Linked DNA regions of Homo sapiens: regions 2, 3, 4, 5 and 6 are each linked to region 1. Evidence: chromatin loops called from intact Hi-C (ENCODE). Cell type or tissue: dorsolateral prefrontal cortex. All regions are shown on one strand.

Region 1 (5,000 bases):
TCTGATTGATATGCTGTTGGTAGCAAGCACATTCATGCCTTCAAGTCATCACCAAAGTATGTGAACACACTCTGAAGGGCCAGTGTGCTGATGAGCCATGGTTGTTAGCTTCCCAGCTCCACTTGGCTGTCTCAAAGAAAAATGGGATTCAGGTACTCCCTGTCTAAATTATCAGCCAAAGGGCACCAACTTCCATTCCCAAGACCTATTGGAAATTTTCCTACTCAGACCACGTGTGGGCTCTGCTTGGTGGCTTTAGGCCAGGAGAAGCCAAAGACCAGAATGATGGGGGTGGGAGGGAGCCAGGCCAAGTGCAGGATTGGTGGAGAACTTCCCAGAAAGCCTGCCCCCAAACTCAAGATGGCCCAATCTGTGGGTCTTGGTTACTTTTCTGCTAGTTTGAATCCAAAGGCAGAATGTAGACTGGGAAGGGGAGAGAAATGGTGTCTCACACCAGAATTTAGGAAGCAGTTGAGCTTGGGCTCACTTGCAGATAGACTGTTAAGGACACATTTTAAGAGCAGTAAAGCTTGCCAAAGATCACAAAGCAGTGGGCCAAAAAAAAAAAAAAATTGCCTTCATTTTTTACACCGCTATTGTTTGATTCCGGCAAAGCAACTCACTTTGTTTACCGAAACTTTAATGCCCAGGAAGTCAAACCCTATGTAATATGCTAAGGGCATCAAAGGGAAGAAATATAAGAGGAATATAATGTTCCCTGCCACTTTTCTCCCGCTCTGTTTTACTTCATTTCCACAAGAACTGGAGTGTGTGAGTGTGTGTGTGCTGGGGAAGAGGAGATGCTTTTTGAATGCTTCAGCTGTAGGCTGAAGTCTGTATTATTCTGGCCTAAGCATTTGTGGGAAAACCAAAGCAACTTCTGCAGAGATGCCCAAATGTTGACAGACCAAGAATGATTGAAAATCTTGAAATCTTTCCTGCAAGTCCCTTCCAACATAGTTTGATCTTCTCACATTTATTTGAATCTTGTGGAAAGAACAGCAGAATTGCCATGAAATTCCACACCAGGTACTGTCAAAAGATAATATTCACAACATGTCGGCTATTAACCATAGCCATATTTTATATGGCATATTTTATAACCAGGACAGAAATAGAAAAGAAGTAGAAAATATACCTAAGAAGGTAATTCACCCAGATGATATTCTTTTCATTTGCATTCTTGGCATTAATAGCTATGGTGGCACTGGACTGTATCCAAATATATCCTCCGTTCTTCTGCATCCAGCGATAGTACTTTGTCACACACTGACCCTTATTCAGCACTGGCGAAAAAAAACAAAACAGAGGCATTGTATTAAGACTGGGATCAAATAACTTTTTTTTTTTTTTTATCTCTGCAAAACCTTAAGCCTAAAAATGGGAGGACCTACACCAAGCCAGGGTGACCCTCTGTATGCTTAATATAGAATGCCATTAGTAGGACAAATGAAATCAATTCAGTGGAGCGGCAGCTCTGGAGCCAGGGTTACTGGCATTTGTAGCAAGACTTTATTCCGTTTTGGGCAGCCATGGTGTGAAAAGAATAAAAGGACTACAAATCTCTTTGGCTCACAGAACACCTAATGCGGTGTGGATATTGTCAATGGATTTGACATCAGATGGTAAGAAAGGCAAATTTGTATGTGATTTATTCATAGCTTGGAGGTAGACCTCTTTGAGATTCTGGATATTTGAATGGTTCCAAAGATGCTTTACCCCTCGTCTTTGATCGTTTCTCCTCCGTGTGAGCAATCTCAACCCGCGTCCTTATATGTCTGTTCCTTTTGATCTTGTCTAACAGAATTTATAGTCCTCCGATGAACTAAATTTACACTGGTCAGTCGGGGGAGATTCTGGTGAGACTTCGCTGAATGTTGGAACAAAATAAATTCCCCAGTGGAGTCAGAGAGAAACACTGGCCTAAGGGAGGCACAGAATTGACTTGGCTGGAGCCAAACAGAGTGACAGCTCCACACAGACTCTGAAATATGGCCCCAAATGAAGGAGCAAGTAAAAACAATCAGTAATGTGAAACGGTGCCATTAAATACCCACTGAAAGAGAGCTTTAAAATGCAGATGTTAAAAATGATACTTGAACCAAAATCTCGCCAAGTTGAAATTGATTTGATTTGTATCTGGGTACTCCTGAGCTAGTAAAAGGGGAAAGCACAGTAAATCATCCCCTGAAATAAAGTGCTGTGGATGGGAATGGTTTAAAAGGGTGCCGGAAATGTGGAAAACCTGCTGTTATTACTTGGCTGCGGATCGCAGCAACTCGGCGCCCCGCGAAAGCTCACCGGCTGGCTGGCCACTAGAGGGCAGTGTGCACTCATCTACGTCGCCCACTTTTGGCATGTCCTTGCCTCCGTCTGCTGAAATGAAAAACCTCTAACTGCTGTAATAAATTTGGCTAAATTAGCTGCTAAATGGTTATCTCAAGTAATATGTATTTGCATTAATCATCTTGCTCTAAACCAGAACAAGCCAGAGTCCTAAAGACGTAGTAAATTCATATTGTCCATTTAATTACGGCTAATAAGTGCTTCATATACAACAGTTTCATGAAGTACATTTAGATTTTTTTTTTTTTTTTTTTTGGAGGGGGGTGGATGGGTGTGAAGGGAAGTCACTTTGGAAAAGGGCTGTGTTTAAGGCTGTGGAAGCTCTTCTCATCTTGTCCTGAGCCACTCTTCCTGGCTCTGAAAGTGCCACATCCATCTATTACATCCATAAACATATAAACTTGGAAGGTTTTCTTCCATTCTCCTTTTTTTTCTCACAGCACACTAACGGGACCGTTGTAAAATTTGGTAATTATGTCTTAACTGTTACTTGAAAAAGCCTCACTTTGATGAGTGTTTCAAATCATAACAAGTTTCATTCTGAAACTCCTCACCAGTTTAGGGTGTTTTGAAGGCCCGGAACTGTCACCTTCTCTTGGTGGCGTGGCTCCACAGGTTGCATTGTACTCTCCTTTTGTAGGCAATTGTAAGTTCTGCCATTCTGCATGCATGGCTTCCCAGGCTACAAAACTGCGTGGTGAAGCTGAAAGCAGTAAAATACTAACTCTGCCATACAGCTCTTCTGTCAAACCATTGTTGCATGCAACAAGATGTGCTTTTATTCAAATCCTCTCAACCTGGTTAACTATTAACAGAGGAACGATGGGTTATATAATTCTGTCCACTATTTTCACAGAGAAAACTTACAGCACCCCAATCAGTGGTTGGGGGTATAATTCTGTCTGCTTTGTGTCTGGAATGAGGAATAATTCCAAATGGTTCTAGTATGTTTAACAAAGGCAAAGAGACTAAGAAGCCCCTTTTTAGAATCACATGAAGAATACATTGAGATGGCAGGCCAGATCAGCACAGCCTGCCTGGGAGTTCTAGACTAGAATTTGACCAAAAGCAGGCAAAATTTTAAAAAGAATTATCTCCACTTTACAAAGTATACAAAAGGGGCAAAGGGATAAAGGAGTTATAATATCAAATTAGAATCTGCAGAATCAATGTAAAGATCACCCCCTCCTTCCTGATAATACTTTCTCTTAATAAAATCCCAATTTGGAAATAGACATCCAGCCAAACGTTTGGCCTCCCCAGTGGTCTGCACGTATGTGTAGCGAAGGGGGCTGAAAGGCTTCTTTGCTAAGGGACCGTATGGTGTCATCTTTTTGAATTACAGTAGGATGACTCTGGGTCTACCTAAATGGATCTGTGTTTCCTGAGAAGATAAATCCAGCACTCGTTTGTTAGGGCCCATGAATATAATAATACAGCTTTCTTTATCACCCAGGCCAAGGGTCAGCTAGCAAGAGAGGAGAGCTAAATATGAGAGGGGCAGGACAGGTGACTTCTGATGTGAGGAGGTATCTGTAAAAAGACTGAAGGGGAAGGGAATGGCTCACGGCTTCCTTGGGGAGTCGGGGAGCCACGTGATAGCCCTTGACTTCCTGTGGTGAATACCACAAAGCAGGTTCGGGAGCCCACCGTGGGCGGCTGAAGAGGACGAGTTTGACTGACCTGTGGTTTTACCCTGGGCCAGTCTGACAGGCAGAATTCCTAAAGGGTAGGCAATCTCACTTGGTCTCTCCTAGGGATTGGTGTTTTCTGAATGAGACCCCCAAGCGCCAGTGGGAATCTAGATAACTACAGATACGGTGCAGAGTTGGGACAACATGTTTACCAAAAAATCACCCAAGTTGCTTTTGGTTTGCAACAGATCTTGTAAAAGAAATCATAATGTTTGGGAGGCCAAGGTGGATGGATCACTTGAGGCCAGGAGTTCGAGACTAGCCTGGCCAACATGGTGAGACGCTGCCTCTACTAAAAATCCAAAAATGAGCCAGGTGTGGTGGTGTGCACTTGTAATCCCAGCTGTGAGGGAGGCTGAGGCACAAAAATCGCTTGAGCCTGGGAGGCGGAGGTTGCGGTGAGCTGAGATTGCACCACTGAACTCCAGCCTGGGTGACAAAGCGAGACTCTGGCTCAAAAAAAGAAAAAAGAAATCATAATGGAATTTAGCTTCTTTAAAAAATGAAAAAGAAATACCTTTTGCTTGGGCCTCCAGAATGTAAATTTATGACTTTGGGATGAAGCTTCTTTCCTTGGAAAAAAAAAAAAAAAGTCATACTGGCAAATCAGTTGGATCATTCCAGCTGCGCCAGAGGCAGGATCTGACAGCTTTTCCTGAACTCATGTGGTCCTAATCAGCTCAAGAAGAAAAGCCACCTTGGTGCCAGTTTGAAAGGATTTTTAGTGTGTAATAAATTAGAGAACTTGAAAAACACAGAAAAAACTTTTTTGATTCTCTTCAATCCAGTGGCTGTTGTTTTTTATTTTCAAGTTTTAGGTTTAAGCAGTGAGAAAGGAGAGAATATTTGAATAAGTTTATTTCATAAAATTCCTTTTGCGGGAATAACAAAAATAAGCACCACGTGAGTTACTTGATATGAAAGTCCTTAAAAAGAGTTAATTGTCCCTTGAAAAGAGAT
Region 2 (5,000 bases), 1.1 Mb after region 1:
GATGTTACTATTGTAATTGTTTTGAGGCACCACAAACCACACCCATATAAGACTGTGAACTTAATCCGTAAGTGCTGTGTATGTTCTCATTGCTCCACCCACCAGCAGTTCTCTCTGTTCCTCAGACCTTCCTATTCCTTGAGACACAACAATATTGAAATGCGGCCAAGTAATAATCCTACAATGGCCTCTAAGTACTCAAGTGAAAGAAAGAGTCACTCTAAATGAAAAGCTAGAAATAGCTAAGCTTTGTGAGCAATTCAGGTAAAAAGCTGAGATAGTCTGAAAACGAGGCCTCTTGTGCCAGTTAGCCAAGTTGTGAATGCAAAAGAAAAGTTCTTGAAGGAGATTAAAAGTGCTACTCCAGTGAGCACATAAATGAAAAGAAAGTAAAACAGCCTTATTGCTGATAGGGAAAAAGTTTTAGTGGTCTAGATAGAAGATCAAACCAGCCACAACATTCCCTCAAGCCAAACCTAATTCAGAGGAAGGCCCTAACTCATTTTAATTCTATGAAGGCTAAGAGAGGTGAGGAAGCTGCAGAAGAAATGTTGGACACTAACAGAGGTTGGTTCATGAGGTTTAAGGAAAGACACCATCTCCATAACATAAAAGTGCAAGGTGAAGCAGCAAGTGCTGATGGAGAAGCTGCAGCAAGTTCTCCAGAAGATCTAGCTAAGATCATTGATAAAGGTGGCCACACGAAATAACAGATTTTTCAGTGTAGACAAAACAGCCCTCTATTGGAAAAAAAAAAATGCCATCTAGGACTTTCATGGCTAGAGAGGAGAAGTCAATGCCTAGCTTCAAAGCTTCAAAGGAACGGCTGACCCTCTTGTGAGAGGCTAAAGCTGTTGATGACGTTGAGTTGAAGCCAGTGCTCATTTCCTATCCTGAAAATCCTAGGGCCCTTAAGAATTATGCTAACTCTACTCTGCCTGTGCTCTATCAGTGGAACAACAAAGCCTGGATGACAGTTTATCTGTTTACAGCACAGTTTACTATATATTTTAAGCCCATTGTGGGGACCTATGGCTCAGAATAAAAGATTCCTTTCAAAATATTACTGCTCGTTGACAATGCACTGGGTCACCCAAGAGCTCTGATGGAGATGTACAAGGAGATTACTACTGTTTTCATGCCTATTAACACAACATTCATTCTGTGGCCCATGGATCAAGGTGTAATCTTGACTTTCAAGTTGTCTTATTTAAGAAATACATTTTGTACGGCTATAGCTGCCATAGATAGTGATTCCTCTGATGGATCTGGACAAAGTCCATTGAAAACCTTCTGAAAAGGCTTCACCATTCTAGATGCCATTAACAACATTTGAAATTCATAGGAGGAGATCAAAATATCAACATTAACAGGAGTTTGGAAGAAGTTGATTCCAACCCTTATGGATGACTGAGGGGTTCAACACTTCAGTGGAGGAAGTAATAGCAGATGTGGTGGAAATAGCAAGAGAACTAGAATTGGAGGTAGAGCCTGAAGATGTGACAGAGTTGCTGCAATCGCAAGATAAAACTTGAACAAATGATGTGTTCCTTCTGAAGAATAAGCAAAGATAGTAGTTTCTTGAGATGGAATTTACTGCTGTTGAGAATGCTGTGAACACTGTTGAAATGACAGCAAAGGATTTAGAATATTACATAAGCTTAGTTGATAAAGCAGCGGCAGGGTTTGAGAGGATTAACTCCAATTTTGAAAGAAGTTCTACTGTGGGTAAAATGCTATCAAACGGCATTGTATGGTACAGAGAAATCCTTTGTGAAAGAGCCAATTAATGTGGCAAACTTCATTGCCTTATTTTAAGAAATTGCCGCAGCCACCCCAACTTTCAGCAACCACCACCCAGATTAGTCGGTAGCCATCAACACTGAGGCAAGACCTTCACCAGCAAAAAGATTATGACTTGCTGAAGGCTCAGATGATCTTTAGGATCTTTTTGCAATAAAATTTTTTTAAATTAAGTACATTTTTAGACATAATGCTATTGCACACTTAACAGCCTACAGTATAGTGTAAACGCAACTTTTATATGCACTGCGAAACCAAAAGATTCACGTGACTTGCTTTATTATGATATTTGCCTTATTATGGTGGTATGGACCTGAACTTGCAATATCTCTTAGGTATGCCTGTATTATATTTACCCATGAGTTTGTTCTTTTAGCCTGTGAAATTAAGTCTTAAAATTCTGATTTTGTCCAATTGCTTATAGGCAAAGTCAATTACTAATTGAAGTAATCTTTGATTTTTTTCACCAAAGAGAAAATACTGAAGTTGGAATGGACCTGAGAGACACTGAGTCCACCCCCCTCACTTTACAGATGAAGAAAATGAGGCCTGAGAGGATAAGAATAATTGCCCGAGGGGAATCTGGCCTCCTTCTCCAGGGCTTTATCACATGGCTTCTCAATCTTCCTTTGCTAACACTGGTCTTTAGTGAAGCTTAAAAATAAGATCAAAGAAAGCTCAAAGGGGGATCTATAGAATAAAATAACATAAACTGGGGCACTGAGATGAGGTCCATCCATTCCCTTCAAGGGAAATTAACATATAGAGATCTGAGCCTCTTTGGCCTTTGTCTTTTCCTGAGGAAGCTTCAAGATCAGTTAACTCTGTATACCTATGAGAGTGGGACTGAATCATGGCGAAGCTATTAGTGACAACCAAGCTTCTTTATTAAAAATCCATTTTGGTGTATGTGTGTGTGTATGCATTTAAAAGCATTAATTCATTTTATAAAAAGGTCCGTGTGAATCTATTTATGTTTCAAGGCCAAACATGAAGTGTAGGGTTCAATGAACAATTTCAGAGCAGTCAAGCCGCCAGAGAAGTGCCTGTGAGCACAGTGACAACCACAGTTGAAAGAAATGTATAGGATCCACTTTCTGATTTTCTTTGGTTACCAGAAGCACAACAGAGTATAGGAGGCCACCTGGTGGTGACATGAACCAATTAATCATTTAATGTTACACTGAAAAGCAAGCAAAACAGAGTTTGGGTTGTTACAAAAGGAAAATTAGAACCTGGGGCAAGAGGATCATAATCAACAGATATTACTGCAATATAGCAGATAGAAAATTGAATTGGGAAACCATTCAAGTCTGTACAATAATGGATATTCCTAAAGCGTTGCCATAATAGTTATTATTTATACCAGGGATTAGCGAACATTTTCTGTAAGGAGGCAGATAGTAAATAGTTTAGGCATGCTGGCCACATGGTCACTGTTCATGCTACTCAACTCTACCATTGCGTAAAAGCAGATATAGATATTTCATAAATGAATGTGCCTGGCAGTGTTCCAACAAAACTTTCTTTTAAAAATGAGTGGTAGGCTGCATGTGACCTGCAGGTCATAGTTGTCAGCCCCGATTCTGTTTTATCTTTTGAGCACATACTATTTACCAAGGACCAGGTGAAGCCCCTATATACATTACTTCATAGAATCCTAACAACAATCTTTCAAGGTAGGTGTTATTATCCCTACTTCCTACGTTTAACAACGGAAGCCTAAAATGTTTCAATGATCTGGAGGAAAAGGCACTAAGCCTCATTCATTAGAAACGCTTTGTGTAGCGCCATGGCTGTTTTTTTTCGTCTGTGATTGCGCACCCTTGTTCTCAACCTCCCTCCCATTTATCTTGCAGAGGCTGCTTTCGGTTTCCCTCAGTAGTGACTCTGCTCCTGTTTCTCCACCTCATGTTCCCTTGAAATGTTGTGTGTCTCTTAACATCTTTTTCTCCATCACTTCTTTTATGTTTAAAAACTTTATGTCAGTTTTCATAACAACAGATGTAAGCAAGCATGAAAAAGAGACAAAAGCAATGTATTAAAAATAGATAGCCACATATACAACAATAAGCCAAGGAAACTGTCATATTGTGTATGCTCCAAATGGAATGTGAGCCAAAAACACAATGCTCACTCCGACATAAATAATATATTACGCATCCACTGGGAGAAGAAGTAGCTCTGTCCCTAAATGGAAGAGGTTTTTTTTTTTTTTTGGGTCCATTTTTTATGTCATGTTCTTTTTCTTTTTAAATTTTTTTAAAGGCATATACTGTAAGTCATACCATCTCAGAAAAGCTACAGTCGTCTTCCAAACCATCCATGAACTATTTTATTAACTGTTAATAAGAGATAGTTGAAAAACCTGATGGAGAAATCCATGGAGCTTGTTAAAGCCTCTCAGATATATGGATTTACCAGCAGTCTTTCAATATTAGCATATTTTCTGCTACAAAAGAGGATGGAAGTGGTTTCAGTTAGATGGAGTGTAGACAAAACTGAAATAAATGACTTAAAAAAATTTTTTTCACCAACCAGTTTTGAGCACCAAAAAATTTTCTAACTTGAAACTGCAAAAGCTTGAGAAATGTGACTATACAGAAAACAGAAGAGCTAGTTACAGAGCATGGATTCTGGCTGATTTGACAATTAATACCACCAACAGAGAGGATTTACACTAGAAATAAGAAGACTTTCAGGAAAGGGAGAGTTAAACATTTTAATGGAAGGCTGTGGAATTCCCTCTGGAAAGATCTTTAATGGAGGACAAATTCTCTCCTATATGGAATGGATAAAAACAATCCTTGAAAGAGAAGGAATGAAATGAAGGTCTTTTCAAGGTACTTGCAGTCCTGGAACACCACTGAAATTCTCACTTTCCATGGAACTAAATAACTGTACAAAATCTCTTAGAGATCAACTTTGGAATATTCAGGAGAAGAATCATTAAGTAGGTGATTCAAATCAGAAAGTATTTACTGAGTGCCAAATATTACCTAGCACTGGGGAGATGTCCACCCCACCAGGGTATAGTTCTGAGCAGCAGTGTGGACAGCAGACGGGGAACACAATTATTCACTTCAGATTAAAAAAAAAAATCGTTGTGCTCCAATGCTCCAATCAGCTTTCTGGAACTATTTCCTGAACTTGGTGAGCTCAAAACTCCCACAAGAGCTGGCTGTCACATGAGATTT
Region 3 (5,000 bases), 120 kb after region 1:
GACCAAATTTAACCTCAGGCTGCATTAAGAGAAGTATAGTAGCCTACCCTGAGAAAGGTGACAGTTCCTCTGCTTTGCACTAATCAGAATATATCTAGAGGGCTGTGCTATTCTCTTCACTGTATTTTTAGAGGGTTCTCTGCAAACTGAAGCACAGCCAGGGCAGGATGACTAGGATGGTGAGGCTTTTAGGAACACGCCATTGAATAAGGGTTGTGAATTAGCACTGTTTGACCTGGAAAGGAGAAGGATGACAGGAGGAAAGGAGGATCTGATGTAATTGACTTCACATGTGTGAGAAGCTAGGATAGGGAAGAAGGAGTAAATCAGAAATGTCCCAGAGGGCAGACCTTGGATCAGTGGGAAGTTGCAGCGAAGCAGATTTGGGCTCCATATCAGGCATAACTATCTACGAGAACTACTCAACAAGGGAGTGGGCAGCCTCGCAAGTTCATGAGCTTCCTATCAGGGCAGAATCTAGCAGAGACTGGAAAGGCTGCCTGCTGGTTTTGCTGTAGAGATTTGGCTGCGTATGTTGGAGGTTGGATAAAAGGATCATGAAGATCCTTTCAAACTTGAGCATTTGTGATTCAAGGAAACAAACTTTTCTAAGACCTTCCCTCATACAAAGGCTTAGAAACTTAAATTCTTTCATGCTGCGTGTTTGAGTCATGAGGAAGAGGTTCTCCAACATCAGGATGAAAGAGTAGAAAACCGTTTGCATGTGCTGTTTCTCAAATATGCCCAGATATGAACATTCTATTGACTAAAAAACAGTTCCAGTTATCTCGCTGACATAGCTGCTCAGTAAAGTCAGTGAGCTATGGTATAAGAATATATCACTTGCCCACCTGAACAAAAGTATTTTCATTTTTAAAAGGTAAAGAATAATCTTAAATATTCTCTTTTCTCATGTGTGGGGCTCACTGAAGAAGGATGATCACCAATGCTAAGAATAATGAATGCCCTAGAAACTACAGTTAACTTCAGTGAGGAAAATGGATTGGTTCTTAAAATACTTCCAAGAGTCAAATGTGTGTTGTTTTTTTTTTTTCCTTCTGTGTGAGAAAACATATCGTGATTACTTCTAGGCAGGCCAAATTATTGTCTTCGAAGTATGTTGAGTTATTTTAATGTTAATCTTAACATAGGTTTTTCTATTTTTCTTGTTAATAAAATGCTTTTGTATTACGAATCTATTTTAAAACAACAGATCAAGTAAAGTACAAGCATCTTTGAAGAGTGAAAAAATAATTTTCCAAGTAAGCAAATACAACTTTGCACTTCAAATCAGGCCTTGATTCATCAAAAAATCTTAAACTTCTCATGAGAAAAATTAACATTTAAACCACTGCTGCTTGGCCAAGCACTCCACCACACAAGAATATGAAATATCTCCTCTAAAAAAGTACAAAAAGGACAAAACCACAAATGTGGAACTTCAATTAATTTAAAGCCCCAATCAGCAAAGAATAAATCCTTCGCAGATCTAATTACCAGCGCTCTCGGAAGACCCAGGCCGACCAGCCAATCTTCCCCGTGTTTGAACAGCTTGATGAACTAGGGGACTGATGGATATCAAGTCATTTTGTTTAATTTATAAATGGATTTTCCCCTAATACTTAAATTATCATCAGTACAACACAATGAAAATGGGAACATTCTGAATGCAAAGTCTATAAGAGTCCTGGAAGGAATCCCAATGAGGAATGTCACCTCTGTTCATTCCTCTATACAATTGATCTAATTAAATACTGAGGGTAGAAAGGCAGTTTAAAATGTAGCCATTTCTGTTTTCTTTTTAGCCTTAATTTATCTGTTCACATCTTTCAAGTACCTTCTGATGCTTTAAAAAAATAAAGAAACCAAGATTTCTACAAGTCCCTGATACTTTTAATTCTCCACGAGCTACTATTTGGAATGCCTCTGCCATAGATTTTGCTGAATAATAAATAAACGCATTACATTTAGCCATGGTAACAATAAAATGAAGAGGGTATTCCAAATCGGAAGCTGTTCCCTCTAGTAATTTGAAAGAGAAACTAAAAGAACTAGTACCTTCTACATGTATTGTTCAACTGAAATTAGATCTCTGGATTATACTTATTAAAATGTCTCCTTATTTTCAGATCTCTTCCTTATTTAATTACTGCATGGGACTGGAAGCTGCATGGAATTGTTAAATACCCTTAGACCTATTTATAGTCTCTTCACATGGGTAACTTGAGCACACTCATTTGGCAAAGGTCCTGCCCACCAACCCACACACTGGGTTTGCAATTCCCACCTGGCTCGGGGGTCTCCGACTGAGAGGAGGAAGATGCTGAGCTGGCTCCGTCCTCAGCAGTGCCCTGTGACAGGAGACCCCGCCCAGGGGGGAGCTTCATGCCCAGCTGCTCAGCCATCTCCACGTGATCTCCGGGGTGGACATAGTCAAAGACACTGCTGCCTGTCAGCTCCACCTAGAGGGCGAGAGAAAGGGTGGGAAGGAAAGACATTATATAGGCTTCTCCATTTTCAAATTCAACACAGTGATTCAGATTCTGAGTAGAAAAGAAAATACATTCAGGTCCCAGAAACAATCCTGGTTCTGTCTTCATCTTCAAATACTTAAGAATTCTTGAGGTGAAAGAGAAAGATTTTTTCACATGTATTTATTTAGCAATTGTTAAGCTCAGTTTTTTTTTTTTTCCTCACACACTGTTGTTTGCATAAAGCCAAACATTCTGTGAAATGTGGACGAGTCTGCCTTGTATTCAGCTGTTTTATCCACGCATCATCAAATACTTGCGTGTTTGGTGTCAACCACATGATTGACTGAATTCTACAGTTTTCTTATTGAGAAGTTTGGGTTTTGGATAGGAACAGCTATAGAAACAGCCAGAGATAGCAGTCGAGTGTTTTCCTTAAAATACACAGATTTCCAAGATGTGTTTTTATACATATCATCTGATTTCCATGTAAATTTAAATGTAAGAAGGGCTGCTTACAAATATATGCAAAGGCATAATGTTTTCATTAAAAATTACTCATTAGCTCTGTAATCGTATGAGGGATTTTCCATACAAAAGAGGTCAGCTGGGGTCTGAAGCAGCCATATTTTTTTTCTGCTGCAATCAGCTTGTTTTGCCTTCAATCTAATAGGATACATAGTACAAATCTCCTTGAAGGCTTTTTAAAAAATGTTTTATTTTGTATACTCTTTGAATCAGGCTAACTCTCTAACTAACTCTAAAGGCAGAGAATGAATATCAAATATCAGAACTGTTTCAGCCTGAAATAGAGGCACTGACTATTTTAATGCTGTCAGGCATGACCCCTGCGTCTGAGTTGTGCGCCGTCTGAAGGGGCAGAAGTTGCTGGTAAGGACTGGCCTTACCTCTGTACTCCTCTAATGCTCTAAATTTTATCTCCTAAGAATAGTGGTAATGCTCTACATTACATGCACATACAACAGGGAGAGATATGTCAGCAATAGGACAAGCAAAAGCTCTTTCCCAGGTCACTAATGGGTTTCCCGGTCCTCCGGAGTGCAATGGTTTCAGGCCAGCTATGACGTACCATGGAAGCTGCCAGAGCTTCAGACTGTCACAAGTTTCTTGGTGGATATTTACCTAGAACCCCTGCCTACCTCACTTCCCTTTCCAGGATAATTTCCAGCATCCCTCCAGATTCCACCTGCGTGCCTGCACCCTTTCATGTCAAGAGGGAAGACTGGCGGTGGAAAAACTGTCACAGAGACTGTAATACTCAGAGCAATTCTTGTCCCCAGAACTCCAAGTCCCGGTAATATGATCACATCTACTCCCAGACTCCATTTGATTAACATCTTAACAGGCTGCAGATCTTCCACATCTATCAGTTAACATAGGTATAGTCAGAAAAACAGGAGGCTAAATTCAGTTTGGTTAATAGCTATTCCTGAAAAAGGCTCGCGTAACTTTTACGGAAAATTAGGCATTTTTCTCTTGCTATTAAATTGCACTCTCCTCCTGTATCACCCAACCACTGACTATATCATTTTACAATCCCCATTTCCTCCATTTGTTATTGCTACAGAGCGTAAATCGGGATTCACAGTGATCAGCTCTTACCCTCTGGGAGGGGGGGATTACATGGAAATAATCCCTTTAATGTGCGCCTTGCCTCTAAGCACTTCACACAGTAATAAATGGGTAAACTGACTTTGAGCAATTAAGAAATTAAATGGAACTAATAAAATGTGTGTTTTAATATTTCTTGATGATGGTTATTTTGTTTGGAGATTAGTGAATATGAGGAAGTCACTCTCGTTTTGCATGGAGTCCAATTGTAGCACTTTCGTAAATATTTCTGTCACTTTTCTCAAACTAATTTTTTCCTTTAATACTTCAATGTGCATTTTGGCACGGACCATAGATTGTGATAGGATGACAACACAAATGGCAGATAAAATAGATTTTTTTAGGGGAGCTGGTTATTGAATGTTCATGTAAGCCAGTCTTATAGAGAGCAGAAATAGGCCACTCTCTCCACATCCTGATTTGCTCGGATGTGCAGATACTTCCTTCCTATACAATAATGTCCGGAGTATGGCACATCTAGGGCAAGACTGAGTCTTGATGTGCCACAGAGCACTAGGGCACGGTGAGGACTTTTTCTCCCTGTGGCCTCATGGGATTTCCCACCAACATACCTCAAAGCTTAATGATGAGGGCGAGGTGGGCACTGGGAGTTTGACACTATCATAGTGTTTATATGTATACTGTAGTTAAGGCTGCACAGTGTGGAGGAATGCCCCACTACTTGGACTCATAACCTGACTTCAAGACCAGAATCTTCCTCCTCAGTTGTGTGACCTTGGACAATTAATTTAACCTCCCTGGGCTTCAGTTTCCTCTTCTAAAAGTGGCAGCATTGCTGCTCTGCAGGGCCCTAGGAGAACCATTCACATTGTATTCCACATGGATGCTCCCCTGGAGTTGTGTTCCTTGGGAATGGTGCCAGGCTGTGGCCCGGAG
Region 4 (5,000 bases), 360 kb after region 1:
TCACTGAATTAAACATCTCCAATCTGCAGGTGAGTCTATTCCCTCCCAATATTTTTGACCTTGAAAACATTTCTGCTGCTGCTATGTGTATAGGTTCCCATCTCCCAACCACACCCCCCTCAAAATTACTGAACTCTTTGGCCCTATAGCTCTGTATTGACAATTTTCCTCCCAGTGCAAGTCTAGCTTGGTGCATCATCTACTGAAGAATATTTTAAAGTCTTCTGCTAGAAGAGTGAATGATCCGTTCATTCAATTTTTATTTATTTAAACAAAATTTATTCAACTCGTACTATATTCTTGATACTTGTTTATATTTCTGTTAAAAACTCATATATAAGCTAACACAAAGCTTTATGTAGCATTTTTTAAAAACAGTGTTCAAAAGAAAGAATCAACTTCCTGCAGTGTGAATTTTAATGGGTGAATAACAAAGACAGAACAAATGAGGAGTGACTTGACAATACTTTCTCAGTCTATGCCATTTGTCATTCTATTTCATTGTTAACTATGGATTTTTTTTTTTTTGAGATGGGGTCTTGCTGTCACCCAGGCTGGGGTGCAGTGGTGTGATCTCGGCTCACTGCAACCTCCACTTCCTGGGTTCAAGTGATCCTCCCACCTCAGCCTCCCAAGCAGCTGGACCTACAGGTGTGCACCACCATGCCTGACTAATGTTTGTATTTTTTGTAGAGATGGGGTCTCACCATATTGCCCAGGCTGGTCTCAAATTCCTAGGCTCAAGTAATCTGCCTGCCTTGGCCTCCCAAAGTGCTGGGATTACAGGTGTGAGCCACCACACCTGGCCAACTACAGAAATTTGATTACTGTGTTTGTTTGTTTATTTATTTATTTATTTAGAGACGGAGTTTTGCTCTTGCTGCCCAGGCTGGAGTAAAATGGCACAATCTTGGCTCACTGCAACCTCCGCCTCCTGGGTTCAAGCGGTTCTGCTGCCTCAGCCTCCTGAGTCACTGGGATTACAGGCGCCTGCCACCACGCCCAGCTAATTTTTGTTATTTTTAGTAAAGACGGGGTTTCACCTTGTTAGCCAGGCTGGTCTCGAACTCCTGACCTCAGGTGATCCGCCCACCTCGGCCTCCTAAAGTGTTGGGATTACAGGCGTGAGCCACCATGCCCGGCCTAGTATGTTTTATTAAACTGTTCTGAAACAATCATTTATATTCATTTTGAAAATAATTTTTAAAAAGATGTCTACAGTGACCGAAACTTTCATGGCTCACATTGGTTATGCTGTTTTACAGAAAAGGCTGTTTTCAGGCTTTTGACCTAGAGTTAGGGCTTAACTCCAAAGTCTGAAAGATGAGCTATTGCCTAAAACAATTATCACACTACTTATGACTTCTGTTTCATAATACTTAGTGTGCTACATATAAATGAAGTCCAAGAGTACAAGGCCCTATCTTGGCTGCTGCTTGCTAAGAAAAGCAATATAAGTCTGCCCTGAGAAACAAAGTAGTTGCCTCCAAATGTATGGAGAACATTCCAGCAGCCCATTTCAAAGTTACCTGGTCACGTGCTAGCCACTTGACATATGTCATTATGCCATTTCTCATTACCACAACTTTCTGAGACTGTTTCTGGAGATGAGGTTAAATAATTCAGGGTCAGAAAGGCAGGATTTGGACTCAGTCTCTGTAAGTTCAAAGACTGCGTTTGCTTTATGATGCTGTGTGGTTTCCCTATACCATCTTGTTTCCCAGGCTAAATGTACATGGGACTATAATTTCAAGTCGTTATTTATCATTGCCTTGAATAACAGCAGCTTTAAAAATATAATTGATAATAATATGAGCCTACTGACAAGCTACTCAGAAAAACATACCATTTCTATAACCTCATGGTCCACGATTTTTGGGTTGTGTTTATTTGTTCCTGCCTCATTTTATCACAGCAATTTTCTGACATTTGCAAGTTTCTTAAAATGTAGTTAATACTAACCATACATCCTCACAACTTGATGACATTGAACAAATAAACATTAAAAATCCCTTTGCATTTGAACGTATGGTAAAAGCAAAGATTTCTATATTTACATATGTAATATAGACAAGTAAAATCAATGACATGGAATACCTATGTAATAAAGTAATTGCTTTAGAAATGTGTGTGATAATTGCATATCAGCTGAATAATTCATTACTAAAATTATTGGTAATGAATGTTCATTTAGTACGATTATCTCATGTGTGGGAATATGCTGATGTACAGTGATTTACAGTAAACTTTAAGGATGAACATTTTATTTTTAGACAACTGCTTGTTCATTAAATATGAAAAAGTGATGACAAAACAGGTTTCAGTGATGCATTCAATTTGCAACGATAGAGTTTCAATCATAAATGGCTTTTGGGTTATATTAACTATAGCCTATAAATCATATATAAATATATGCGTGCATGTGATATCACACAGAGCTGTCCAGCAGAGGGCTCCTTTGAAACAGAACATGAGAAATGAGGCCACTGTTCAAAGTGGAGTCAACATGGTACTTTTAATAAATTATATTGAGGTTTAGCAAAGATTTATTCCAAACCAGCCAATGGTTTTACAAACCATTTTCCTAGAGATTGTAATTTCATGTATTTACAAGTGAATGAGATTTTCATAATACTTGTCCTATGAAAATATAAAGTGATTAAGGCCAGATATTCTTATGAAATGCAAGCAAAACCAACTAATAAGTCCTCACAAGCTGTGTAAATAGATGTGCATTTAATTACACTTACATAGCAACACAAACCAAATGCACAGGAACATTTTACTAAAGGGAAACCAATTTTTTCCCAAAGGAATATATTGTTAAGCAATGACTGTACAAACTCGCTCCTTTTATTAGAAACTACAGTTGACAATGAAAGATTGCTCCCTTCTGCCCAGTGGAGGGGTGGTGAGAGCTCTGTGGAATTTTTTCCTTTATAAATGATTTAGATGTACCTATACAAGAAAAGTACTTTTCTCTTTATATACTGATTCTCATTTCTATTAATGTTTTTAAGAAATAACTATGTATTCTCAAACATAAAATGATATGACACATTATATGCCATATTATATATGAGTAATACTAAAAATGCTATAGTTGATCAGACTAATACCTTTCACATGGACTTCTGAGTGACATCATTTTTGAAAAATGGGAAGGCTAGGCTGTGTAACAATTCAGAAAATCATATTTTTTTAATAGAGTAAGTAATAGGTGGGGTTAGGAGAGGGGACCCACAGAGATTATCATGTTCTTAATTTGGGAGTTCTCAACAGCTTCTAAAATATAAAAAAAGAATCATCAAAATTGACTCTTCATTCAGGTCAACCTTACAGTTCACATTCAATTTTAATAAATGGATACATCATTTCACTTGATGAGAAAAGGTGAACTCTAGATCCCTAAAGAAGATATTGACATTTATAAAACAAAGGCGAGAGATAACAAATATTTAAAATAGCAATCTAAAATCCTTCATAATCACTAAGATGGATTTTGTTCTATGTCATGCAGCCATAAAGTCAACACTCTAGAATCAGGATACATGAATCACATTGTTCTAGAATCGACAGCAATTCCAATATTCAAATAGCATGAAATAAAACAAAGAATGTTTAATGGCCTTTAAGTGAACAAAAGCAATATATAAATTTTTTATGTTTAAGTAATTCTTATAATAAACAACTTATATGAATACATGTAGACCTTTTGCCAAATCAGAGCTACCTCCTGGTATTCAGTGACACTAAAGACCAGGAAAAGTTAATACATGTATTTAACTAGTGAGATGTTAACATGAGAGGCTGGAAAAGCCAGATGTGGTAGAACTTGTATAGTAACAAATCAAAAATCATGTTGATGTGAGTACTTATTATCTCAAACATGGAAAAGTAATCAACCAACACGGTATCATCTCAGAAAATAGCACCACTCTAATGGAACCCAGAAAAACAATCACATTATATAATTTTGCATTTCCCACGTGCATTTTAAATGCCATTATTTTTCCTCTTTTGATCTTTCCTTTGTATTTGTAAAAGGAGCTTTCATCTTCGGATATGTATGTGAGGATATGCACTGGAGTCTGCATGCTTCCATGTTTATGATGCCAACAGCCAGACAGACTTTGGCAAATGACACTGACTGTACCAAGACAGTTGCATCTGACTGCTTAAACCCCTCAGCTTCTCTGGGCAGTTCAGGAGCCCCTGCTGTGATGTTTTGTTTGCACACGTGCACAGATAAAGGCCACCACTCCTCTCATTAAACAAGAAGACATGCGGGAAAATTAATAATTTAATTTGCAGGGAGAAGATAGATGTGGAAATCAAATGTGCATCTACAACCTTCCCTGGGCACTCACGTTAGTGTCTGAGGAGATCTGATGCCAGTTCTGTTGCCTGGCTTATGTCTCTAGAATAATATCAAAGTGTCAGCAAAATCAGTGCTTTCAAACTGCTGGGTGAGGAACAGTTGTCTTGTCACAGTGCAGACACCCCGGGAGTGGGAGTGTAGTTGGGAGAGGGGAGAAGGAAAAATCCTATTAGAACTCGAGCCATAACATGTACTCTGCTAGGCCACCCATGCTCTAAGAATCTGATCAAATCCTAGACGAGGACCACATGATAAATGACCCAAAGACCCAAGGAGAGCCAGTGTGATCGTTAACAAGTCAAAGACAACTATAACCTACCAGTTTATTCTCTACTCCTAGGAAAATATTTTACTCTTTGCTTTCCTAGAGAAAAATGAAGGAAAGAAGAACTGAAGGGAAGGCGGAGGAAAAGAAGAATGGGGGAGGGGAAGGGGAAGAAATAGAGGCAGGAAACTGGGTCTGCTCTTTGTCCTATACCACTGGATTTTGACCCTGGGTTGATCTAAGTGCTTGCAAGAGCAACAACAAGCACCTTTTATTTTACAATCCTCATCAAGCCTCGTTTTCCTGAGGTTTTTAAAATACCAAGCCAGATTACGCTTTGATTTTCTAGACCAA
Region 5 (5,000 bases), 610 kb after region 1:
ACAACAAACCTACATAATTTTTTTTAAGTCCAGAGCTATCAGAATTTGCATTAGAAGATTACTCTGGAGCAGGGTTCAAAAAGCACTCCTCATGCACAATAATCTTCCAGTTACAACTAAAGAATGATCAAGAGAAATTACCTACATAAAGGTGTGGAGAAGAGCATTTCAGGTGAGGGTAGTGTGCATGAAACCCCATGGGCATGAAGAACAAGGTACAGACAAAGATGAGAACTAAGCCAATACAGCTGTGGAATGGAGAAAGTCAGAAAGCAACAAGATTGATTGACATTGGAAAAGTGGCCACAGGCAAGACCCTATAAGGCCTTACAGACCATTCTGAGAAAGGATGCTCTTTATTCTAATGGTAGTAAGAAGCCCCAAAGGGCACAGAAGGTGGATTTGCATTGTTTAAGTACTAGGTGGAGGAAGACCAGTTCAAAGGGTGTTGTGGTAATTCAGGAATAAGGAAATCCAGGATGCTGGTTTAGACTAGAGCAGGAGTTCTCAACCTTGTCTCAATTGACATATTAGGCTGTTTAACTCTGTTGTGGGAGCATTTCTGTGTATTGGAGGATGTTTAGCAGCATGCCAGGCTTCTACCCACTAGATGCCAGTAGCAATTCCCCAGTTGTAGCAGCCAAAAATGGCTCCAGAGATGACTAAATATTCCCTAGGGACAAAACCATCCCTAGCTGGGAAACACTGCACTAGAGTGATCTCAGGGGAGTTGCAGAACAGGAGACAGATTCTGGACACACTAAACAAAAAAATTCAACAAGGCTTGCTGATGAATTAGGTGTGGGATAAGGGAGTGAACAGTAGCAAGGATACAGCCCTATCCAGGGTTTCTGATTATACAGCTGAACAAGCGGTGATACCATGCACTGAGACAGAAAACACTGGAGGTAGATCAGACTCGAGGGAAAATCATGCGTTCAGATTGAAACTGGCAGAACTTGAGCTATCATCATGACATGGCAGTGGTCCTGATGTCAGGAGATCATTTGGATATTCAAACTAAAGCTCAGAAATGAAATCTGGTGGCAGGGTAAAATAATTGAGTCACCAGCACAGAGACGATAATTGAGTGTATCTATGCAAAAAGATTCACTTTAAAAAATACTTAAGTTGTATTATTTCACTGTTGGTGACCAGACCATCTCTACAATAAAATCATTACAGCCCTCAACACTATAAGATAATGTTTTACAAAATTATTTCAGTATTTTCAACCAAACAGGTCTCCAAGTGCACAGGCACAACCAGAGTGTACTTATACTGCAGAGATAGAGTTAAACAAAATGTAACTTAAAAGTATGCATGGTTCACCTCAATCAAGGATGCTTTTTTAAAGGCTTAATTTGCAAAGCAAAGTTAAAAATGAAGATCAAGAGTGACTTGTGGGTGGGGGGGAGTCTACTTGTCTTTTTGCAGAAATCAGTGATCTCCTAACCCAGCATCTTGAATTATATTCTGATTGCAACTACCTTGACTGAGACCCAAGCATTTCTCATCAGAGCTCAGATTCACTTGATTTCTTCCCTTGTGGTATATGATAAACAGAAGAAAGTTCAATTCTTAATCACTTCAGGTCTCTAGAATTTTTGAAGACAAGAGTCCGTGACCTTGGGGATTGCTTACTGGTAGGGGAAAAAAAGCCTAGTCAGTTGTATTATTTAGCTCTCAAAGTCTTAACCTTGACTCACAGGTTCCCTTACTGCCAAAGGAACCAAAAAGAACATCTTCAGTTCCCGAGTGGCTCTCTTCTGAAGATTTTCCTTGGCCAGTATTACAATAAGGTCCACTAAACTCCTTACATGAGAGTGAGTGTAAGGAGTCTGTGTGTGTGTGTTCCTGTGATTTTCCAAGAAATTCTCCATTCATTCAAGAACACATTAGCTAAATTTTAGGCAACACTATTTTGCAAGAATAACAAGAATCCTTACCACCATTCCTATATAATACCTAGGGATAATGCCAGATTAACTCCAAACTGAATATAAATATAGGAGGAAATGATATTTGATAGGATCCACTTTGGAAAGCATGATTCGGTTTCTCATTATGTGGTAAGTGTACCCTGCAGAAATTTGAACTACTTAGACTTTAAAACTATAGCCATTTTTCATTATCTGAACATTAGCATGGATAACACAAAATAGGATCTGGCTCTCTATGTGAAACCTTCATTAAAATCACAAACATCCTGACTCTCAAGGAGAAAAAAGGCAGATAACGCCACAAATATGGGATAAGAAAATAGGTATTCATACTGAGGAGGAAAATGGTCCTTACATTTTTTTCTGTATTCTAGAATGTACTTTTGTTTCTGGTTCTTCCACTGTACTAGAAGCATTCACGATAAGAATCCTGAAAAGGCTAGCAGGATAATCTTGATTGGCTAAATGATCCAAATAAGCCCTTTGTGGACAAGAGTGGAGAGGATTGGATCACCCCAGGGAGTATTCCTGTTTCATTCATTCATTCATTCATTCACTGAAAGAGTTCTTAAAGCCAACTGGATAACAGTCACAAGACATTTGAGGATGAATAAGACATGATTTAAAAAAAGAAGATAGGCAGATAAGACTTTCTTCTAGGTTTCAGGCTGCCTATTGGCCTTCCCTATGTTCATGTTACACAGGAACGTGAAGCACCAAACAGATCTCCATCTTCCTGAGAAAGCTTGACTCTCCCCACTGGTGCCTATCCTTGTTAAATGGCACCACCCACTGTCCACATCAGAACACCGGGCAGCATCCTGTATTTCTTCTTCCCCTAACAATCTCAGATATCCAGTTACTTACAGGTTCTCTTATCCCTCCTAAGAATTTCTAGAACCCAATTTCTTTCCATCTGTGCTACTACCTACTCTCAGCCACTATCATCTTTTCTGAACTACTGCAATAACCCCCTAACTCCTTTGTCACCCCATTTCACTGGCCCCGCTCTAATCCTTTCTCTTCACTGTAATCAGAGAGATCTGTCTACAGTGTACCCTTCCCAAGTCTCTCTCCTACTCAGAAACTTGTATGGCTTCCCATTGCCTTTACCATAAGCTCCAAACTCATCAACATGTTGTAAAGGCCTCGTATGAACCAGCTCCTGCTCCCTTCTCCATTACGCTCCTTGAACTGATACTCCAGGCACACCTAAGGAGATTGGTCAGCCCTTCTCTCACTCTCCTCTCCAGGGCCTCTCCTGCTAGCATCATCTCCCTCTGCCGCTTCCCCCTTTCCAAAATAAGACCTGCCTATCCTTAAAATCTCCCCTTAGCAGTCGCTTTCTCTGGAGTCTGCATCCTGTGTTCTCCCAGGAGGCTCTGTGGCATCGTGCCCCTCCCTATTCAAGGACCAATCACAGAAAGCTCAAAGTGCGTGTTTGACTTCGTTCCTGACTACGGTATAAACTGGCACAGATGGCAGGAACTATAGCTCAGGGTACTGCCATGCTACGAAGGAGAAATTATGGACAATCTTACCTCAGGTCAGATCAAGGAAGGTTTCACTAGATAAGTGGTCCTTCAGACAAGTCATTACAAATGAGAGTTTTCAGGGATACTGGCTGTCCTAAGTTGGGTGTCTTGGAACAAAAGGGGCATCACGAGGAAAATGAGAAGCCATTAAGCAGTATGGCAATTTATGGGGCACATGAATATGGCTTGCAGATAGGAGGAGTGGAGAAAAGCAAATGAGAGTTCAGCAAGGATCAGACAATGAAATTCCCTTAAAAGTCGTCCAACAGATTTGGCCTTCATATTTAGGCAATGACAGGTCTTGAAAGGATCATAAGCAATGGAGAGATATGACTTTAGAAGGTCACTCTGAATTCCATGAAGACTACAATTACAAGGTTACCAGGGAAGTGGAAGAGAGGGAATGACCAGGACACTATGCAACATTTCAGTTGGGAGATGTGGGTCTGTCTAGGCAGACACAGGCGTGATGGAGAAGAACACCTGCACAGGACAGCATTTAAGCCCTGGGCTTAGATTAGATGGGCCAGCACAGAGAACACAGAGCAAGACATGAAAAATCCAAGAACAGATTGTTTCAAAAAAAAAAAAAAAAAAAAAAAAAAAAAAAAAAAACAGAGTCTCACTCTGTCGCCCAGGCTGGAGTGCACTGGTGTAATCTCAGCTCACTGCAACCTCCGCCTCCCAGGCTCCAGCAATTCTCCTGCCTCAGCCCCCCAAGTAGCTGGGATTACAGGCGCCCACCACCATGCCCAGTTAATTTTTCTATTTTTCGTAGAGACGGGGTTTCACCATGTTGGCCAGGCTGTTCTTGAACTCCTGACCTCAAGTGATCCGCCTGCCTCGGCCTCCAAAAGTGCTGGGATTACAGGCATGAGCCACCGCACCCAGCCCAAGAATGGATTTCTAAGGTACATCGAGAGTTAAAGAAGTAGTGGCAAAAATATGAGCCCTTAAGGCAACTTAAAGGAAGGTGGAAGGATACCCAAAGAAAGGCGTGACAAGAGTCCAAGGAAGAGATATTTTCTTGAAGAAGGGAGTTGTCCACAAAGCCAATAGATGAGAAGAAAGGCCACTGGCTGTTGACAATTCAATGTCACTGCCAGAAGAATTTCCCTGAAGGCAGAGCATGAGAGACAGTGGGAACGAAGCCTGGGTACTATAAAGAAGTGGAAATTTTCAGCATTCATTGCTGTTTCCAAAAAATTGGTTATGAAGGAATAGGGGACATAGGGTAAAGAGGTTGTTTTAATGATGGGGAGGTTTCAGCCAGCCCACATGCTGGTGTGAAAGAGTAGAGAGAAATGATGAAGGACCGGCTGGGCAGAACCAGAACCCCATGTGGACAATCACAGGTTGAGTATAAAGGAAAAAATTTGGAACCTAGAGTGAAAAAATATGTTGACAATAATCACACCCTTGACAGAGTCAAATTTAAAGGCAAGAAAAATAAATGTGATTATAATAATAAAATTGTACTAGCAAATGGTAATTATTATCAAGTAATACAACTATACTTTCA
Region 6 (5,000 bases), 850 kb after region 1:
GATGGGGAGGGGGTGCTGAGTTACTCTGAAAATCTATCAATGCTACTCACGTAGAACAGTTACGGGTATTTTGAACACAAACTCCCTTTCCCTGTGGCTGTACTAGTTTAACTAACTTCAAATAGACATGCTCGACTGAGCCCCTTGCTTGGATATGCAATTCTCACCAGGAACTTTTTAAAACACAGATCCCCAAACAGTAACTAACGGGGCATAGATGCTCCAACTGCTGACACATTTTGGATCTCGCTGTTTGTTTGCTTATTTGGATTTGAGGGTTTTCTTCTTTATTTTTCTTTTTCCTTTGGGAGGGGTATGGAGAGGAGGGGAAGATGAGAGCGGAGGGCAGAGCGGGAGACCCACAAGTTGCCGAGCGGAGGGCGCAGCCCGGGAGGCAGGGAGGCGGCGGCCGCGCTCCTCTGGGCTCGGCCCGGCCTAGCTGCTCGCGCGGAGACGGAGCCGGCCCCTCCGCGACACATTCCGGGCCTGGCGCGAGCTCCGCGCTCCCCGCCCCCGGCCTCCTCCTCCTGCTCCTCGCCTCCTCCCCCTGCTCGCCGCCTTCCCTCCCCCTCCCCAGCCTCATTCCCTTCCTCGAGAGCAGCTGCTAGGGGACCTGCGGCGGCCCCGGGGATCCCCGGCCCCCCACCCTCGCTGCTGCTCCCGTCACACGGCAGCGCCTTCGCATCTGTTTGTTTCTTTTTCTTTTTCTCTTTTCTGTTTCTTTCTTCTTTTTTTTTTTTTTTTTGTCAGTGAGTCACTCTATTCGCCGAGCCGAGGAGGTGCGACTGCTCAGAGAGCCCGGCCGCCGCCAGAGCCTCTCGCTGCCGCAGCCGCCGCGGGGACAATGCGCGGGGCCCCGGGCGAGCGCTGCGCCCAGACGAGGTCCCCGCGGGCTCGCGGCCCAGGAGGCGGGCGGGCTGCGGAGAGGGGCCCTCGGCGGCGGAGGCGGCGGCGGCGGGAGCAGCGGCCCGGCGGCAGGTTCAATAAACAGAAAAGTGTTACCGTTCTCGCCTGGAAGGATCCTGCTGAAAGCTGGGCTTGGTGGGCGCCATCTTCCTGCTATTTTTTTTCCTCTCTTACTTTTTGCCTCTCTCCCCCCTCCCGGGTGGGGGGCGTGGGCGGGCGGGGGTGTGCGTGTGCGTGGGGTGGCGGGAGAGTGCGGCCGTGCGCGGCGCTCTGGGCTGCCCGGCGGGCGGTGGCCGGGGCCGGGGCCGTGGCCGTGGCCGTGGCGGCGGCGGCGGCGGCGGCGGCGGCCGTGCTGCTGAGGTGGGGAGGCTACGGAAAAGTAGTGGGGCCGGAGCCTCGCGGGCGGCCGGCCGTCCCCTCGCGCCGCCGGTGCTCCCAGCCGTGGGTCGCCGCTTCCGCCGCCGCCTGCGCCTTCTCCTCCCGCTGCTCGCCCGGCGCCGCCGCCGTCCATGCGCCGCAGAGCGCCCGCGGCCCGGGCCGCCCCGGCTCCCGAGGCATGCCCGGCGCGGAGACAGGCGACCGGCGGCGGCGGCGGAGGAGGAGGAGGGGGAGGCGGCGGCGGCGGCGGGGGGAGGCGGCCGCGCGGTCCCGCGGGCAGCCCGGCCCAGGGCCCCGCCGCCTCCGGGTTCTCACCCCCGCGCCGCCACCCGCCCCCGCCCCCGTCCCCCGTCACCCCTTTCTACCACCCGGAGCAGCCCGGTGGCAGGTGGGGCGCACACCCTCCCTGCGGGGGGCGCGGGGTCTAGGCCGGGAGGAGCGGGAAGGGGGAGGACACGCGGGGGGTTCCAGCTTGACCGCTGTGAAAGTATTTCTGGGCATTTTCCAGCTGCTTTGCTCCAGAGCGCTCTCTCGTACGCAGACACACACCTCCCCCCCCTTCTCTCTCTCTCTCTCTCTCTCTCTCTCTCTCTCTCTCAATTTCTCTCTCTCTCTCTCTCTCTCTCTTTCTCGTTGGGGGACTGGGAGGCTCGGCTGCCGGCGCAACAACGCCACTCAGTTGCAGTTTCAAACACTTCCCTTCTCTGGAGTATTGCAGCCAGGAGGAAAGAAAGAAACAGAAAAAGGAACTGGGAGGCCACAGGAGCGAGCTGGGGCAGGACACAGTCCCGGGAGCTCCTTGGGGGCAGCGGAAATCAATACGGATGGGGGGTGCGCTGGCCCAAGCAGATGGGCCCAAGAGCCCCGTGGGCGGTGCAGCAGCAGCACAAGCACCTTGTGGCTCTGGCGCTCTCAGCAGCGTTCCCAAAGCCGGAGCATCTGCATCAGTCACGGACGTACAGGAGTGCAGACCCCAGGGTTCACAGGTGAATCCCCGCGCGTTTAAACTCACATACAGAAGCCCCTCCCGACTCGGGTCCCGGGACTTGGGACCGGACTGCCACCCTCTGGGATCTAGCCCAGCCGCACCCCGGTTTGACAGTTCAGCAAGGCCTAGAGAAAGGCTGGCTACTCAGTGCAGGGCCCGGGCTAGAATCCTGTTACCTGGGTAGACCCTGGTCAGAGCGTTTTCTCCACTAAACCAATCAGAAGCGTGTGGACAGCTTTTTACGCAGAGACTTGGGTCAGTCATGTGTCAACCAGGCAAGTAGAAAGGACTCCCAAAGCATTTCCACTTTGAATGAATGAAAGCGCCTGATGGAAAACATCAGTCCTGTGTGAGGTTCTGCATTTGACTTTAAGCTTAAGAAAAAAATAAAGACCTGAAAAGGGGTCCTCCATTCGGTCTCTACGACTCCAGTAAAGTAGGGCTGGGAGTTGGAAACTTCCAAAGGAACACATAAATGTTTTTCGTGGTAGAGGTGTTTAATCTGCATGATGGTGTTTAAGTTCTCTTTGGAGTACACTCTACAGGTAGGAGAGAATGAGAAATGAACTGGAGTGGAGAGTGTTATGGACAAGATATACATGGGCTGGCAGAGAAGGGAAAAAGTTGCCAGTTCAAAGTTTTGGCTCCAGGACACCCAGTCTAGGGGGTTTCTGCCCGAAGATGACAAATGAGAGAAGCTTGTAGTCTCCCAAGAGGCCACTCTTTGCTTGAAAAACCCCCCACTCCTGTCACTCCCGCGGCGGACTCCTCAAAAGTACTTAAAAATAATTTTTTGGTAAAATGATATGTCACCATTCACTTAACAAACAAATCCAGATGGAAACAAATCCAAGCGGAAACTAAGTCTGTCCTTCAGAACCCCACAATCCTGTTGAGGTGCCAGAGGACAGGGGACTCCTGACTCAGACCCTACCTCCAACACCTGCCAATGACCTTGACCTACACGGCTCACTCTCTGCCCCCCTCCCCCTATTTTGACTAAAAGACAGTAACAGGTGTCATCATGTCTTAGTAACAAAATCAAAGAAGGCTACATTTTTCACAGCTATCATCTTCTCTTCTGCCAATATAACATAAAAATCGAAGGAGGGAATAATACACCCCAAAGGCTAAAGTTTAGAGATGCTAGAAAAAAAAAAAAAAAAGCCTTAGTCTTTAGAACTGCAGTGGGATTCAGAGACTTCATAAGGTGCCCAAATTCAAAGTTGAAAGTGGAAAGCACCAGTGCAGCTCTCAGTGCTGAGGTGGCAGACTGTAGGGGACTGCCCCTGGTGCTCCTGCCTTGAGGGAAAATTCTCTCTGAGGTGATCTTTATGGTAAAGGATAACAACACTCAGAGCAAACCTGATGGCAGAAAATTCCTAATCCCCCACCCTTTTATGCCCAATTTATATGGTATAAGTTAGCTCAAGTTCCCGGAGGTCCCTGAAATCTTCCAAAGGCCATCTGACATTTCTGACCCTTGACTCCCTACTTCACAGACCATACTATTGTGACCATTGCCTGCACTTCCTAGTTAAAGTGACCGCCAGATACTATTGTCATTTAAATGTTGTATAAGTGACCAAAAAAACATACCTGAACCATGAAAAGGAAAAATCTAATTCTTTTCTAGTCTTTCATGTTTGAAAGAGTCCCAGATCTTTTGTATTAAAGATTCCTGTAATCACTGAAGTAAAACAAGACTAAAATAATTTAAATCAAAAATCCCTTTGACAAGGAATAGCCCCTTTTTGAGTTATTTTCCAAACTCTTTAAAAAAAAAAAAAAACTTCAGACAGTACACAGAGCATATAATGAAGTCTTCTACAGAATATTTGGAATACTGGACATCAACTTGGAAAACACTCAGTGTGTTATGCAAAATCTGCTCTGGTCACTGGGCCATTGCTTGGAAGGCACAAAATATGGCAGTGATAGATTATCTTAACCTTTTCAGTTTAAATACTGTTGGTTCAAATCAAAGGTTCTCAAATCAATGAAGTTTGAAATACAAGGTAAAAATAGGAACTGTTATTTGAATTATGCATTGTGTATATTTTAAGTTAAATGCCATTGGCAAATCTCTCAGATGTTTAATCATGTGCAATCTGGGAAACACAAATATTTAATTTCACACTTTCATGTGTTCTTTTTTCTTCCATCTTTTATAAAACCAAGCCCCACAAATGGGGAGTTTACCTTTCATAGTACATTGTTAGTTTTTCTCAGCGCATTTTCGTGGATTACATTTTCAGTAAAATCTTGGAACATCAAAAGTTGTCCTTCAGGAAAAACTTCAGGGTTCTAAAGCTGTTGGTAGTGGTAAATTGCTTTCCCTTTCTTTCCTTATTGAATCAAATTACTATTTCAATGTCAAATACGTAATTTTTAAGAAAAATCTATAAATACGTTTAAGAGAACTACAAATAATACTTTAAAACTTCCTTCTCACCACCTAGCCTGACTTTGTAAAATTTGCTTCCTAACTTGTATCCCTGAATCTTATGCATTTGCATTATAATGCGTTTAAGATGAATACTTAACAGCGCCGAAGAGACTCGGATTTCATGCTGTATTTCCCTGTAGTAACAGGTGACATGATAACACTATTATGTAGAATTGCAAGTTTACAGCTACACATGAAAATCGTTCCTATTCTGTTTGGAAACAAATGATCAATCAGCCTCCAGTGATCAATTGCCCCCCTAGCTGTCCGTATGCGCGG

What was found. A loop is a pair of places that touch in the nucleus more often than their neighbours do. Peaks named below come from ENCODE experiments on the same cell type or tissue, not always from the same donor. Only the 100,000 strongest peaks of a DNase experiment are listed, where the experiment ranks them.
Region 2: a loop joins it to region 1, with 3 times the contacts of the local background. A loop is called at or near these places in 40 of 110 quality-filtered maps.
Region 3: it touches region 1 in a loop (5-fold over the local background); 32 of 110 quality-filtered maps call a loop at or near these places.
Region 4: a loop joins it to region 1, with 5 times the contacts of the local background. A loop is called at or near these places in 10 of 110 quality-filtered maps.
Region 5: it touches region 1 in a loop (6-fold over the local background); 9 of 110 quality-filtered maps call a loop at or near these places.
Region 6: it touches region 1 in a loop (2.6-fold over the local background); 16 of 110 quality-filtered maps call a loop at or near these places.

Annotation. Positions count from the first base shown.
Region 1 is chr14:33,790,183-33,795,182 of GRCh38, reverse strand. NPAS3 (neuronal PAS domain protein 3) reads right to left here. Exons shown (of 12, transcript NM_001164749.2): 10 at 1,139-1,286. Among named protein-coding and RNA genes, the nearest start is that of SNORA89, 84 kb to the right of the region's middle. In dorsolateral prefrontal cortex, CTCF peaks have their summits at 2,091 and 2,310 (motif pointing right); a DNase peak (open chromatin) is centred at 2,302; H3K4me3 peaks cover 1,801 bases; H3K27ac peaks cover 4,102 bases.
Region 2 is chr14:32,709,220-32,714,219 of GRCh38, reverse strand. The region is part of intron 9 of AKAP6 (A-kinase anchoring protein 6); the gene reads right to left. Among named protein-coding and RNA genes, the nearest start is that of NPAS3, 230 kb to the left of the region's middle. In dorsolateral prefrontal cortex, a CTCF peak has its summit at 2,952; a DNase peak (open chromatin) is centred at 2,919; H3K4me3 peaks cover 801 bases; H3K27ac peaks cover 4,092 bases.
Region 3 is chr14:33,673,673-33,678,672 of GRCh38, reverse strand. It overlaps NPAS3 (neuronal PAS domain protein 3), which reads right to left. Exons shown (of 12, transcript NM_001164749.2): 6 at 2,288-2,462. Among named protein-coding and RNA genes, the nearest start is that of SNORA89, 33 kb to the left of the region's middle. In dorsolateral prefrontal cortex, CTCF peaks have their summits at 2,262 and 2,462 (motif pointing left); a DNase peak (open chromatin) is centred at 2,402; H3K4me3 peaks cover 965 bases; H3K27ac peaks cover 3,150 bases.
Region 4 is chr14:33,430,053-33,435,052 of GRCh38, reverse strand. The region is part of intron 4 of NPAS3 (neuronal PAS domain protein 3); the gene reads right to left. Among named protein-coding and RNA genes, the nearest start is that of SNORA89, 280 kb to the left of the region's middle. In dorsolateral prefrontal cortex, a CTCF peak has its summit at 2,459 (motif pointing right); a DNase peak (open chromatin) is centred at 2,444.
Region 5 is chr14:33,182,515-33,187,514 of GRCh38, reverse strand. All of the region lies in intron 2 of NPAS3 (neuronal PAS domain protein 3), which reads right to left. Among named protein-coding and RNA genes, the nearest start is that of NPAS3, 250 kb to the right of the region's middle. In dorsolateral prefrontal cortex, a CTCF peak has its summit at 2,742 (motif pointing left); no DNase peak of the experiment used is centred here.
Region 6 is chr14:32,935,369-32,940,368 of GRCh38, reverse strand. NPAS3 (neuronal PAS domain protein 3) reads right to left here and starts at 1,490. Exons shown (of 12, transcript NM_001164749.2): 1 at 1,003-1,490. The coding sequence starts at 1,052. In dorsolateral prefrontal cortex, a CTCF peak has its summit at 2,001; DNase peaks (open chromatin) are centred at 538 and 1,958; H3K4me3 peaks cover 4,710 bases; H3K27ac peaks cover 4,878 bases.